2 separate regions of the Homo sapiens genome follow, and region 2 is linked to region 1. A link is an interaction called in ENCODE POLR2A ChIA-PET data of the cell type or tissue named here. Cell type or tissue: endothelial cell of umbilical vein. All regions are shown on one strand. Links, peaks and the distances in the headings refer to the core of each region. The heading gives the core; the rest is flanking DNA.

What was found. Peaks named below come from ENCODE experiments on the same cell type or tissue, not always from the same donor. Only the 100,000 strongest peaks of a DNase experiment are listed, where the experiment ranks them.
Region 2: POLR2A ChIA-PET joins it to region 1 with 5 read pairs; 2 of 35 experiments call an interaction of 5 or more read pairs at or near these places.

The regions. Positions count from the first base shown.
Region 1 is chr17:19,583,876-19,586,782 of GRCh38, reverse strand. It overlaps the pseudogene SLC47A1P1. Among named protein-coding and RNA genes, the nearest start is that of SNORA59B, 28 kb to the right of the region's middle. In endothelial cell of umbilical vein, for the core only: no CTCF peak of the experiment used is centred there; no DNase peak of the experiment used is centred there.
Region 2 is chr17:19,726,779-19,729,685 of GRCh38, reverse strand. No RefSeq gene overlaps it. Among named protein-coding and RNA genes, the nearest start is that of SLC47A2, 12 kb to the right of the region's middle. In endothelial cell of umbilical vein, for the core only: no CTCF peak of the experiment used is centred there; DNase peaks (open chromatin) are centred at 1,445 and 2,055.

The sequences.
Region 1 (2,907 bases), core at 280-2,779:
AACAAAACCCATAGGGTGGATGGTCCTAGAAAGTCTCTATTATGAAAGGTAACTGTCAAAAAACGGTATGTGGGGGAGGGTGGTCCTCACCTGAGACATGAGGGTGTCATAAGCTGAGGCTAAGCCAGTGCCAACTGCAATCCCAGTAACGTTCACCACCTGCAAGAGAACCACAGACCTGGTGTGGCAGACCTTCAGGGGACGACGCCAGTTCAGGGTCGCATCAGACAGCTCCCTCTTCATGGAGGAACCTCAACAAGCTTGTCTCTAAAGGGCAACTCAACAGATGTATGCTGTATTTTAGATCAAATGGGTGTCTACATCTATCCTTATTGATTACTGAACAAAAGTGTACCTTCTAACTAAAGGATGATAACCACCTTGTGTCAACTGGGGAAATATTAAACCTAGTTTTTCTTAAACAGTATAGCACATTATAATTTCTATATTTAAGGTTAAATTGTGGGCCAGGTGCGGTGGCTCATGTCTGTAATCCCAGCACTTTGGGAGGCCGAGGCAGGTAGATCACTTGTGGCCAGGAGTTTGAGACCAGCCTGACCAACATGGTGAAACCCCATGTCTACTAAAAATACAAAATTGGCCGGGCATGGTGGCGGGCGCCTGTAATCCCAGTTACTCGGGAGGCTGCGGCAGGAGAATCACTTGAACCCCGGAGGTGGAGGTTGCAGTAAGCCAAGATCATACCATTGCACTCTAGCCTGGGTGACAGAGTGAGACCCTGTCTCAAAAAAAATAAAAAATAAATAAAGTTAAGTTGTGGTTAACATCTAAAGGTGATGCCCCGATCTGCCAGTAGGATGTGCATTTAGTAATAATAACAGCAAACTTTTATTGAGCACATACTATGTGCCAGGCACTGTCCTAAGCCCCTCATGTGCATAGTGCTAGGACAACTCGTCTCATTTTTTGTTTTGGGTAACCTGAGTTACACAAAGTGTATGTCCCTTGCCCAAGTTACTCAGATGGTGACCTAAGTCTGGGAAGTCTGGCTCCAGATCCCAAGCTTTAGTCCTCCAGTGAGGAACAGGACTAGTTGTGTCACCCTCTTGACCAGACCTCACCCAGTCCCTGACAATTAAGGGCACATAGAGTAGCCTGCAGGTAGGGTGCAGGAGGCATTCAGGACGAGGGGCTGAAAGACCCTCATTTGCGTCCTGGGTCTCACGGTTACTGGTGATGGCAGCCCCAGGTGAGTTAGCTTCTTCACTGACCACGACTCTGGCTTGATAAACACAAACTCCAGCCCCACCACATAACTGACAGGCCATACATGTACTGCCCAGCGGGACCCCATGAGACCAGGGTCTCCATCTAACCGTGCCCCAGGAGGGCTGTGGCACAATGAGGATTTACCCACACAGCAACACTGAATTCCAGCCAGGGCAGAGGGGCATGACTAAAGCTCCCAAACCCCTCGGACTGCCAGGAAAACAGAAAGGTAAAGCATGCTAATTTATGAAGTTTTGTGTTTTAAAAAGTCACACAGAGCTGGGCACGGCGGCTCATGCCTGTAATCCCAGCACTTTGGGAGGCCGAGGTGGGCAGATCACTTGAGGCCAGGAGTTCAAGAGCAGCCCGGACAACATGGCAAAACCCCATCTCTAGAAAATACAAAAATTAGCCAGGAGTGGTGGTATGCACCTGTAGTCCCAACTACTCAGGAAGCTGAGGCACAAGAATTGTTTGAACCTGGGAGGCAGAGGTTGCAGTGAGCCAAGACTGCGCCCCTGCACTCTAGCCTGGGCAACAGAGCAAGACTCTGTCTCAAAAAAAAAAAATATGTCACATAGGAGTGTAGGGGGATGGGGGGGATAGGGAGAGATGTGTTAAAGGATACAAAGTTACAGTTAGGCAGAAGGAATAGGCTCCTGTGTTCCACCACACTGCAGGGTGACTGCAGGAAACAATCACAGATAGCTTCAAATAGCTGGAAGGATACTGAAGCCTGGGCAACATGACCAGACCCCATCTTTACAAAAATTTTAAAAATTAGTTGGACATTGGCCGAGTGTGGTGGCTCACGCCTGTAATCCCAGCACTCTGGGAGGCTGAGGCAGGTGGATCACCTGAGGTCAGGATTTCGAGACCAGCCTGGCCAATACGGTGAAACCCTGTCTCTACTAAAAATACAAAAATTAGCTGGGTGCGGTGGCACATGCCTGTAGTCCCAGCTACTCAGGAGGCTGAGGCAGGAGAATCGTTTGAACCCAGGAGATGGAGGTTGCAGTGAGTCACTGCACTCCAGCCTGGGTAACAGAGTGAGACTCTGTCTCAAAAAAAAAAATTTTTTTTGCTGGACTTGGTGGCACACAACTGTGGTTCTAGCTACTTAGAAGGCTGAGGTGGGAGGATCACTTGAGCCCAGGGGTTTGAGGCTGCAGTGAGCTATGATTGCACCACTGCACTCCAGCCTGGGTGACAGGGCAAGATCCTGTCTCAAAAAAAAAAAAAAAAAAGAAATAAAAGAAAAGAAGATATTGAATATTCCCAACACAGAGAAATGAGAAATGTGTTACTCTCCCCCGGGGCTCAGTCTACCCATGTAAAGCAGGACCATGGCCTTGGGCCCCGTGGCTTCTGCTGTCACAAGCTTTTATCAAACTGAGCTCTGACGTTAGACCTCTCGCTTACAACACACAACTTTATAAAAGATAGAACAAAAATTGCTACTCTGTCTCTGGCGACAAGCAGCCCAGAACACCACGCTCCATGTCATGGTGTCTGCCTTCTGAAGGTCAAGGGGAATGTGGCTGAGGCTCAGTACCCAGGCCCGCCCTTCCGCTGAATCAAGGCTTCCATAAAACCTCAGCACAGTTTCCATCCTATCCCATGCCAACTCACCCCTGGCTCCCAGCTTTTCCACCCATGTTTCTTTGACCCAATTCT
Region 2 (2,907 bases), core at 185-2,684, 140 kb before region 1:
CTGCAACTGTGAAAGTCAAGAACTCCCTGTCGGCCGGGAGCGGTGGCTCACGCCTGTAATGCCAGCACTTTGGGAGGCTGAGGCGGGCGGATCACTTGAGGTCAGGAGTTTGAGTCCAGCCTGGCCAACATGGTGAAACCCCGTCTCTACTAAAAATACAAAATTAGCTGGGCGTGGTGCTGCACACCTGTAGTTCCAGTTATTTGGGAGGCTGAGGCAGGAGTATCGCTTGAACCTGGGAGCTGGAGGTTGCAATGAGCCGAGATCTTGCCATTGCACTCCAGCCTGGGCAACAAGAGCAAAACTCCATCTCAAACAAACAAAACCTTCCTGTCATGGGCTCAATCCAAGGGAAGCTGGGACTGGGAAGCTGGCACTGCCATCACCACTGTAACTGCTTCTTGACACTCACAGAAGCGGCTGCTGGATAAGAGATCACTAGTGCAGGAAACCCAGCAACCAAAGCAGCCAACTCTTTTTTTTTTTTTCTTTTTTTTGAGACAGAGTCTCCCTCTGTCACCCAGGCTGGAGTGCAGTGGCTTGATCTCAGCTCACCACAACCTCCGCCTCCTGGGTTCGAGTGATTCTCCTGCCTCAGCCTCCCCAGTAGCTGGGATTACAGGCGCCTGCCACCACGCCCGGCTAATTAATTTTTTTTTTTTTTTAGTAGAGACAGGGTTTCAGCATGTTGGTCAGGTTGGTCTCAAACTCCTGACCTTGTGATCTACCCTTCTCGGCCTCCCAAAGTGCTGGGATTACAGGCGTGAGCCACCGCGCCTGGCCCGAAGCAGCCAACTCTCACACAAGTGCATCTGAAGTGCAGAACTTCATTCTTCCCTGGAACCCTGCCCCAGGGGAGTCTGGGAAATGTGGGTTTTAGCTGCTGCTGCATAGAGAGCTGTGAGCAGGAGGTGGAAGGGAAGCTGAGGGCCAAGTGATCGATCATACCCAACCATGTGAACGTGGGTGGCTGGCCCACCCCCGGGCCTATCTTTCAGCTACTAATTGGTTACCTCAGTGTTTGCCTCCTAGGGTTGGTGTGGATTAAATGAGATTGTGCAGGTAAAGCACTTGCGCCTAATCGGGGGCTAATGAATATTAGTTCTTATTATTTCCAATACTTTTTCCTTCTAGCTCTGTGGTTCTCCAAGCCTGAGCTGCTCAGACCTCTGAAATGGGCCCCAGAGGTCACTGGAGAGTTTGCAGAAGGTTCAGAAAGAATAGTCCTGAGAGGGATGACCCAGGCCCCTGCCTGCCTGGACACACCACTGTCTGCGCCCAGGCCTCTCTCTCAGCTATGCCAAGCAGCCGCTGATTCTCCAGCCAAGGGTGTTATATAAGCTTCATCTTTTCCTTTGTTTACAGGAAATTTTGAAAACACCAACTGGGCTTGGCCTGAGCTCCTTCATTCCTAAAGGCAACAGAAATTGTTTGGGCAGGAGAGGCAGCCACACGCAAAGCAGCTGCCCTGGCACAGGGCCAGGCCTTGCAGGACAGGCAGCTGCTGGCAATCGTGAGGTCAGGCACTCTTGTCGTTCAGGGCCAGGATCTGCGGTGCCTGGGGGAAGCCGTGTACTTCTGGATGTGCAGCTTTCACCCACACCCATTGGGCCCTGCCTTGGTTTCCCTGCCTGATGCTGCAGTTCTCTGCCATGATGGCAGCTCTCCACCCTGCCAGACCCTGCCTCTGGGAGGCCTGGGATGACCTGGGAGCACTTTCTAGGGTTCTGCCAACAGCTCAGACAGATCTCAGCCTCTTAGCAGAGCAGGAGGAGTAGGAGGCACCTCAGCCTGGGTGGGGTGGGAGGACAAGGGCAGATGGGAAGGAGATATCCCCTCTTCTCTGCTTTGACCCACGCTTCTAAGTGGACAGGTGGGGGAAAGCTCACACCCTTCGTTTCCTCACATGACAATGGGGCTGTGCAGGTGCCAAGCTTCCCGAACAACTGCCTTGCCCATCCTAGGAAAGTTGCCTAGGCCTGGTCCCCGGGAACTGCTTTAATGGAACATCTTCTATTTGAGCCAGGGCCAGACATGATCTCACAAGTCCTCATGTGATCTGCTGGGAAACAAATGTTTGTTGCTGGTAACTTGTGCTTGAGCAAGACAACAGCTCTCTGTTTCCCAAGGCTTGTATGCCTGATAGAAGTTTACAGGGTAGCTGACTGGTAGAAATTGGCACCAGGAGTAGAAGTTTCTACCAGAAATTCCCAACTGGATTTTCTACACCTTCCCTACCTTGGGAAGGCAAAGGGGTGAGGACAGAGAGACCTAGCCCCGGCTAGACACCCTGACAGTAGGAAGGCTGGGCCTTCCTGACCATTCTGACACTGAGTTCTTTTTCAGGCCAACAGTTGCTAGACAGACAGAAAAAAATATTTTCTTTCTAGTTCTGCTCCTAAACCTGTGCTCACTATGATGTAAGTTGGAGAGGTTTTTCCATAAGCACACATACTGTTACTCCTCTATCCAGTGTCCATGGCAGACATTACAAGTTGATCACCGCACTCTTGTTTGCTTTGCTGAATCCGCTGAATTCACAATATAGCAATGCAGTACAACAGAGTAGAACTGGCAGGCTGGAGAAAAGCTATCTGTCATCCCAGATGAAGTAGAAAGGATGTGCACTTGGATAGGAGACAGACTCAGCCTCATATTCTGAGTCTGCCACTTTCTAGCAGTGTGACCTTGGGCAAGTACTTTCTTTCTCTGAGCTTCAATCCTGTCATTTGTAAAATGGGAATAAGTATATCTGCCTGAAAAGGTTGGCATTAAATGAGATTAAATGAGATGTGTCTCGTGCTGCACAATTAGCACATAATGGAGGCTCCGATTCCTACATATATCATTACATCATCACATACACTCCTACACACCATTCAGACGTATTCTGTGGGGAATTTGTAG